2 separate regions of the Homo sapiens genome follow, and region 2 is linked to region 1. Evidence: chromatin contacts called from ENCODE Hi-C or POLR2A ChIA-PET data. All regions are on one chromosome and are shown on one strand. The core of a region is the stretch at or near the end of the contact, and the rest is flanking DNA. Distances in the headings are between cores, read along the strand shown.

Region 1 (4,460 bases), core at 244-2,743:
CAGGCTGGACTCGAGCTCCTGACCTCATGATCTGCCCACCTCAGCCTCCCAAAGTGCTGGGATTACATGCATGAACCACTGCGCCCGGCTAAACCATGGCTGTTTTTAAAGCCTGTGCTCATAAACACCTCACTGTCACATGGTCTTCCTCTTGCTACAAGCAGCTGAGCTTAGTATAAGAAAATAGCATTTCTCACACCAGTCTTTCTTTATGGTTAACCAGACCACTAGACCTTCAGACGGCCTTCGTGGGTTGCAGGTTGAGTGTTTGTTGACAGAAAGGGATAAAGAACAAAGTCATAATGCATGTGATATATGGGGAAGTGAAAGAACAACTTTAAGTCCATTTGGTTAAGAATAGGAATATGAACTTATGAGGCCAACCCCACCTGGGGTTTCTGGCGTGGGAAGGGGCTGCCTCATCAGTGCAGGGTCACCCATAAGCAGGCATGGGCACTGGCAGAGCAGGGGCACCAAAAGAATCCCAGTACCATTACATGGGTGATGTTGGCTATTTGATATTTTGAAAAACATCTAAAATGTGTCATTGTAGGAAAAACCAGAACTTTGCTGGACTTCTTTACAGGCATGTGCATGATGGCATTGTTTCCTACATTAAATTACGTATGGAAGCACCATCAACTTTGCAGTGCCCAGAGTCTCTGAAGATCTTAATCTGGCCCTGCCGATCATGGTTGATGGGGCAGTGAACTCATTTCATCTATCATATACTTTCAAATATGTGTGTGTGTGTGTGGGTGGGTGGGGGGTTCCCATTATGTAATAAGAGGTAAATGGGATAAGAACAGTTTCTGTGTAAATCCTTGAGGAATAATAGTGGTCTTTGGGGAAGGTTGGTCTAATTCAGTTATTAACATTGGGGTTAGTGTTCTGAAAAGCTCCTATTCCTCCTTCAACACTTTCCCTGCGGTTACCTTTGTGAAGCTTTCTTTTCCCAGCTCCCTGCTCTTGCTTCCCCCAGCAATTATCAACTCCTCTTCTGTGCCATAGGTATTATATTTATCACATTGCATCATGCTCCCTTTTATTCACTTCTGATTCCCTGTGAGGCTCAGAGCTCCTGGAAATATGTCTCTTGTTCATTATCTTATCTCATTCATCTTTGTATCTAGCACAGTCCCTGAGACCTGCTGGAGGCTCTGAGATTATGCCACAGACAGTTTAAAACCAGACTCTGGAGGCTAGGGGAGTTTCTAAGAAAAAGATGTCCTTTGGTGACTCCGCTTTTAAGACATGTCAGGTGTCTAACACTGGCCCCCCAGCAGGACAGATGAGCTTGATTGCCTCTAGAGCTTCTCATTTCTCCTCACAGCTTTTCTGCTAGGCTGCTCGGTGACTCACAGCAGGAAGAGGAGGCATTGGTGCTAAACTGTCCCCTAACACCTCCTCCACCATGCCCCAAAAAACCAAAAATGACAAAAAAAAAAAAAACTAGCTGAGATACTTTGGGTTGCCGGGCCCATCACTTTCTGCTTTTCAGTTCCTTATTCTGTAGAAGTCATGAGTTGAAATGGGAGACCTAAGTTTCCTTCAGGCTGTAAACTCTCTGAGTCTTTGATACTACTGCTGGGCAATGGTCATCTCATACTCCTGCCCTCCTCCCACTCTGCAGAGCAGATCAGGCCTGGTTCCCAAGGAACAAGACCTGCACCCACCCCAGCCCCTGGGCTGCCCTTCTGTAGCATGTCTTTCCTTGCTGTCTGCCTCTGTGCTCTCCTGCTGTACCTTTCATTCTGTGGATCAAGCCTGCTCTCAATGGCCATTTTAACCAGATTTTATCTCTGTAAAAATGGTAAGTGATAAATTTAGAACATTACATATACCATGATGCTATTTATGTGTTTTATTTTCAACTTCATGTGCTGGCCTTTTGTCTGCTTGCTCTCAGATCCATTCCAGACCATCCTCTATCTGGGCTTTGTATCCTTGGGAACTACATTTTCCAGGCTCATTTCCAGACTGGCTAAGGAGAGCCAGTGACAGACACTGGAGAATGAGAGGAGGGAAGAAGACAGGTTATGTCTCCCTTTCTCCCTGCTTCACATGGTGTCTGATAGGTTTCGTCCATGTCTCCACCTACTGTCAGATAGCCTCTTCCTCTACTGCTCCAGATTTAGCTGGAAGTGCTGCCATGGTCCCAGATTCTTCCAGTTGACCCAAGCTCCTGGGCTCTGGTAACTCTGCTTCCTCCCTCTGTCCCTCCAGCTCCAGGGTTGATAGTGGCTTCCTGCTGTTCTGTGGCCACTGAACTCCCCCACCATCTCTGTTAAATTCCCTCTGCTTGCAATGTCATATCTAGCACTGCTCTGCCTTCTGATTGCACTCTGACTAAAACACTCTGAATGTATGTGCACAATGTATATATGTGCAAAAACACAAATATATGAGTATTCATCTGAATATACATGTATGAAAGCACATAATGTATGAAGATATGTACATGTATGAAAACACACAGAAGAAGATCTAGAAGTTTACACATGAAACTGTTAAGAGTGGAGTGTGTGTCTGGGAAAGGAATGGGACTGGGCTGGTGTGGAGTTGTGAAGGAGGATCGCGGCTTTTTAAAAAGTAGCTTTATTGTGGCATCATTTACATATAAAAGACTATAGCTTTTATATGAGTTTGATTTTTTTTACAATGAACTTGTATTCACATGTTGCTTATATAATATGAAAAATAACTAGTTAAAAATATTAACAGCAGGAGTGGGCAATATATCAAGTGCTTTAGCCTAAGCTGTAATCCATGTAGGGAAAGCTCTGCAGAGATGCTGACATTCATAAATGTTACTATTTACCATGTTCCAGGCACTATGCTAGGCCTTGAAGGGCTATCAATATGGGCATGATCCCTCTCTGTGTTATCTGCAATAATTAAATACACAATTTGTGTCAACCTTTACTCATTATGAAGAAGTAAAGAGGGCAACACCAGGCCTAGTCTAGTCAGTGTAGGCTCCCTTGAGGCCATGACTCACCAGCTAACACCCAAAAGTTGAGTAAAAACAGCTTAGTTACTGGAGGGACATGCACAGGCAGTAGGGGACAGTCAAGCTGAGCTGATGCTGATTGCTTCCCTGGTTCCTGTGCTCAGGGAAGCTGTTCTAACAAGAGAGAGTTCTTTAGAAAGTGTTTCTCATTGGAACCTGGTGGGGGTGTGGGGGTCGCCAGTCTATTGGAAGTGTGTGTAAATTATGGGAGGAGTCTGTGAGGGCTGTCGCCATGCCTCCCACAGTGCTGGACCCACTGTCTGTACCCCAGGTGGCTCTCGCCTGAGAGGGGGAAGCCAGTGGCATGCATCTTGCAGTGATTGACAAGGCTGCTTGGAGGTGGCTCAAAAACTAAGGACACTCTGGAATCAACAATGATGCCAAAGGTGCTGATGTCCATCAACCCCCTCATCCTTTGATAGGAACAACTGACATTTTTCTCAGTCTTTAGTATAGTAGTGTGCAATGTTCAAGACAAGTCCTTTGTTCAGCTTCCATCCATATTTCCAGCCATAAGTTCTCCTTGAAAAGAAATGCTGAACCTTGTGGTTAAAAGGTACCCATGGCGCAGGCTTCATTCTTCCAGAGCTTGTATTTTTCCTCTTTTTTGCATAATTCAATTCAAATGTTTTTTGCTTGAGTCTTGGTTTTCCAAATTTATAGATGTTTCAGCTATGGCTGTCATCCCCTTATTTTATTATAAGTCACCAATCTCCTTATTTTATTGTAAGCCACCCATTTTTTTCATGAGATTAGGTTACTCACAAAGTAGCCCATTAATTGCAATTATAGTTTAATTACAGCATGTCCAGGTCTCTCCAGACCATATAAAATCAGGTTACATTTCCTTTTGATGTCCAAATTACAAAGGTAACAACATACTCTTAGCTTGACCTCAGTGTCCTCCAGCTATTTCTGGGCGTCTCCAATGGGGTGTGTCATTCGTGTTTATAAACCAGCTGCCATAACCGCATGGATCCACCTGGTCCTTTCTCTCCTGCTCTGGTTCCTCCAGGTCTGCTTTCTGCAGGGCCACATGGAAATCCTCAGTGTTGTCACAGCCCATCATGAAAGCAGTGCTGATTAAGCTCAAAACACAGTCCTGCCCTGTGCTGCCTGGTGGGGGTGAGGGAAAGCTGGTCCATTGGAAGTGTGTGAGATTCTGGGAGGAGTCTGTTAGGGCGGTTGCTGTGCTTCCCCCAGTGCCGGACCCACTGTCCATACCCCAGGTGACTCTCACCTAAGAAGAGGAAGCTAGTGCCATGCATCTTGTAGTGGCCTGCCAGCCCAGCCAGTCCTCAGGTTGTCAAAGCAGAGGGGGTTTTATGCACAAGCAGGGAAAATGGCCTCTCATCTCAGCACTGAGCTACACTTTGTCACCTGGGAGCTGAAGCAATGATGCTTGGAACTGAGAACCATAAAGGGTTTTTTGTGGACAGTTTCCCTG
Region 2 (4,190 bases), core at 1,131-3,630, 82 kb after region 1:
ATTCCTTTCTATTGATAATAATTCACCCAATTGCCAATAATATTTTTTAAAAATCTGCCTATAACCTGGAAGCCCCTGCTTTGAGTTATCCTGCCTTTCTGGACCAAACCAATATATATTTCACATCTTTTTGATGTCCCATGTCTCCCTAAAATGTATAAAACTAGGGTATCCCCTGACCACCTTGGGCACATGTTCTCAGGATCTCCTGAGGGCTGTGTCACAGACCATCGGTCACTCGTATTTGGCTCAGAATAAATCTCTTCAAATATTTTACACCGTTTCACACTTTTTGTTGACAACGATTACTAACGTTTTAGTAACTATCCTTCTAAACACTTCTGTGTGTGCTTTTAAAATAGAAACATCACACTGTTTGTTTTGTAAACTTAAAAAAAAACATAATACAGCTTGGACATATTTCCAGGTCAAATATAAATCCACAACTTTTTTTTTTTTTTTTCAGAGATGGAGTCTCGCTCTGTCGCCCAGGCTGGAGTGCAGTGGCGCAATCTCAGCTCACTGCAAGCTCTGCCTCCCAGGTTCACGCCATTCTCCTGCCTTAGCCTCCCAAGTAGCTGGGACTACAGGCGCCTGCCACCACGCCTGGCTAATTTTTTGTATTTTTAGTAGAGACGGGGTTTCACCATGTTAGTCAGGATGGTCTTGATCTCCTGACCTTGTGATCTGCCTGCCTGGGCCTCCCAAAGTGCTGGGATTACAGGCGTGAGCCACTGCTCCCGGCCATAAATCCACAACATTTAAAGTCTGTATGATTTTTCTTTATGTAGGTTTACTAATTTGTTCACACATATATTGATGGAGAGCGTATTAGTTAGTTTTGCTGCATGCTAACCTCAAAATATCAGTGGCTTACAATACATTTTATTTTTCTTGTTCACAGATCTTTTAGTCACTGGTGCAGCTCTTTCTTGGATTGTAGATTGAGTTCAGGGCCGTTTCAAGTTTCTCATTCTCTTTAGATCAGTAATTTCGTGGCACACATTCTTCTCATGGCAAATGACAGGAAGACAAGAGGGCAAGCTAATGACTGAGCACATTTGAAGTCTTCTATCTGTCACATTTACTAATACTACATTGGCCAAAGCAATCACATGGCCACTCTCAACAGGTCAGCAGCATTGAGAGGGGGAAGTATTGCAAAATTACATCAGGTGCTGTGCTGGTAAATGCTTAACAGCTGGCTTTGGTGGGGGTGAGGGAAATAAAGCCCTAGATTTGTAGCATTTGCTGATTTCTCTGGTGTAAATACTCCCATCATGGCTCAGCAGTCTACTGTTATGAGCCAGGTAAGCCAGCGTAAACCAGCTTTGCCACTGAGGGGCACATAGTATGCATGTATAATCCTGTTATAGAAGACTGAAGAACTGGGGCGATCTTTTACCATAAATATTTGGTCAGTTTTATTCCCGTGAAATATTACCATAATCAGCATTCTTAAATATGTATGCTTACATATTAGCAGTTATTATTTTAGGATAAATTGTGACAAAGGGAATTCCTGAATCAAAAGTGTTCTTAAGATTTTTGAGGCCCTTAAAGACTTGCAAAATTGCAGTAAAGTTGTACCAGTTTACTTTCTCGGTAATGTTGAAGATCCTGAGTCTCTTTACTTGTACAGATATGTACTTGCTAACGTGATAAGTTGGAATGTCCTTGTTTTAATCTGAGACATGATAAAGAGGCATTCTTTATGTTTTGTGAGTTGCTTATTTGTTGGTGTGGTGGTTATCTTTAAAAATTCATTTACCACACTTTATCCAAAAGGATATTAATAACTAATACTTATTGAGCATTAGCAGAAGTTAGGCATTGTATTAAGCACCTATATGTGCCTTACTTCACTACATTTTATAAAAACTCTGGTCTCAGCACTGTTATCTGCCACTTATGGATGAGGAGAATGAGACTTAAAGGTTATGCAGTTTGCCTAAGTTCACAATAGCAGAACTAGAATTCAAATCCATTTTTAACTTGGAGGCCTATATTCTTAACAGCATTGCCGAAGTGACTATTTTGTCTATCATTTGTTTCACTGTTCTTTCCTAGGTTATCATTCGTATTTTGACTTTGTTCATAATGGCAGTGTCCCACCTCCAACCACAATTCAAAACTTTTTTCTGGTCAGATCTACCCGTCAGATTTTAAGTATTGGTGACTGTGTGAGCAAATCTATTTGCATGAAGACCCTGTGACTTCATTCAGTAAATGTTTACTTTAGAATCTGCTGTGTACTAGGCACTCAGGAGAGGAAAATGAATTCTGTACTTTCTCACTGAAAGTAGGTCAGATAGGCAAATGAATTACCATCTGCTGATGGGCTGTCATGGCCTCGAAAAAAATGCTGAGGGAGCCTGGAGGAGGGTGGGACTATCTCTGCTTGGAGGAGTGGGAAGGGCTTCAGAGGTGATAACATTTGAGCTGCCTTGAAGGGGGTTAATAGGGAGAATAAAGCAATCGCAGAGTCTTGAAAAGGAGGCTTCTGGGAACACAGTGGGGATTCCATGAGGTTGCTGCTTGGTCGCTTGTATGGAGTGGTGGGGGAAGCAAGGCTAATTTAACAAGTTTCCTGTGAAAGTTTGTTCCTGAAGTTTCCAGTTCCTTTAATCTCTTCTCCTCTGTAATTTTAACTTTTTAAAACCTACGATGATTGTATTTTGGTATAGCTTTCAAGTATATAATTGTGAATGACAGTCTTTCTCCTTCTTGGTTTTTTTTTCATAATTTCTAAGGTACTCCAGTAATTTTATGTGTTTCAGTGAATTTGCCTTGCTCCCTTTTTTCTGTTATTATCCTACAGTGCTAACTAGTATAGCCGATCTGAAAAGAAAAAAACAAGCTGTCAGAACTTCTGCCACCAGCTGTGATTTCCTCCAGCTTGTTTATTTCAGCTGTTTCCTCATTGTGAATTTCCTAGGGGCAGAGGGAGAAACCAGGTTATTATCTTACTCAGTTTTCCTTGCATAAAGAATATGACATTTTCTATGGGGACAGGCATATTACACATTCCAAATAGTTACATTTTCCTCATGTTTCTGCTATTTTATTTTGCTTTTTGCCAAAAAAAGAAGACAATTAATTTAACATTTTGTATTTTCTTCCAGTATGCTTGCTTGCTTTTTCTTTTTTTAAATAGATGGAGTCTCACTCTGTCGATGAGGCTGGAGTGTGGTGGTGCCATCATAGCTCACTGCAGCCTTGAACTTCTGGTTTCAACTGATCCTCCCACCTCAGCTTCCTGAGTAGCTGGGACTTCAGACATGTGCCACCATGCCCAGCTAATTGAATTTTTTTTTTTAGAGATAGGGTCTCGTTATGTTGCTTAGGCTGGTCTCAAACTCCTGGCTTCAAGCAGTCCTACCATCTCAGCCTCCCAAGTAGCTAGGATTATAGGCTTGAACCACTGTGCCCAGCTCATTATCCTTTACTTTGTAAATGTTTTTATTTAATATAGTTGAAATTTTTACTGTGTTGGTAACCTTACATGTTTTCATTTAATGTTGAATAATTAAGTGGAATTTACAAATTACTAGATTAAATAGTTGCTTATAATCAGTATTTTATTTTCAATATTTTCTTAATGCTCATATGAAGTTGTTCAAAACATATTTATTGTGCTAGATGCTAGAGATACAGTAATAATGGATAAAGCCCATTCCCTATTCTTAGGAACACAGAGACTGGTCAGAGAGACAGTAGATTAAACAGGCAATTTATTTTTAAAATTATTTTCTAAGAGGTAATACATGTGAGTGGTACCGTGTTCAAAACAAAACGAAACAAAAGTATGTAAGAGTTTCATTTCTATGTCTTACACCACTTGCCCTCCTTAGAGGCAACCATTATTAGCTGTTTCCCCTGTATTATTCTAGAGATAAAATGTGCTTACACAAGTATGTGTGTATGTGCGTGCATGTGTATATGTGTGTTTATTTTAACACATAATGGCATACTTTCTATGCAGTAAGTCCTCACTTAAAATCACGATAGGGTCTTGGAAACTGCAACTTTAAGTGAAACAATATTAACAAAACCAACTTTTTTTTCATTAATGTTATAAAAATATGACATTATTCCAGGACCTGTTATACATCATTTTGTTTAAAGTCACAGTTTCCAAGAACCTATTGACAATGGAAGTGAGGGCTTACTGTACACACTAGCCTATA

What was found. Hi-C counts contacts between places; a loop is a spot of excess contacts on that map. ChIA-PET counts read pairs that join two places held with the same protein, here RNA polymerase II (POLR2A). Pooled maps may share reads with other maps.
Region 2: a map with no recorded cell type shows a loop between it and region 1 (10-fold over the local background). The contact joins two enhancer-like sites. A Hi-C loop is called at or near these places in 1 of 168 maps with a recorded cell type or tissue (natural killer cell), 10 of 37 single-sample maps with no recorded cell type and 8 of 50 pooled maps. POLR2A ChIA-PET finds 5 or more read pairs at or near these places in 2 of 52 experiments (OCI-LY7 and activated CD8-positive, alpha-beta memory T cell).

Annotation. Positions count from the first base shown.
Region 1 is chr7:35,726,389-35,730,848 of GRCh38, reverse strand. No RefSeq gene overlaps it. Among named protein-coding and RNA genes, the nearest start is that of LINC03013, 12 kb to the right of the region's middle. RefSeq lists enhancers at 307-556, 1,467-1,566, 2,017-2,166. Within about 2 kb of position 1,493, at least 9 of the 41 ENCODE cell types and tissues checked have a DNase peak (open chromatin) inside an H3K27ac peak, as active enhancers do.
Region 2 is chr7:35,645,526-35,649,715 of GRCh38, reverse strand. All of the region lies in intron 5 of HERPUD2 (HERPUD family member 2), which reads left to right. Among named protein-coding and RNA genes, the nearest start is that of HERPUD2, 48 kb to the left of the region's middle. Within about 2 kb of position 2,380, at least 7 of the 41 ENCODE cell types and tissues checked have a DNase peak (open chromatin) inside an H3K27ac peak, as active enhancers do.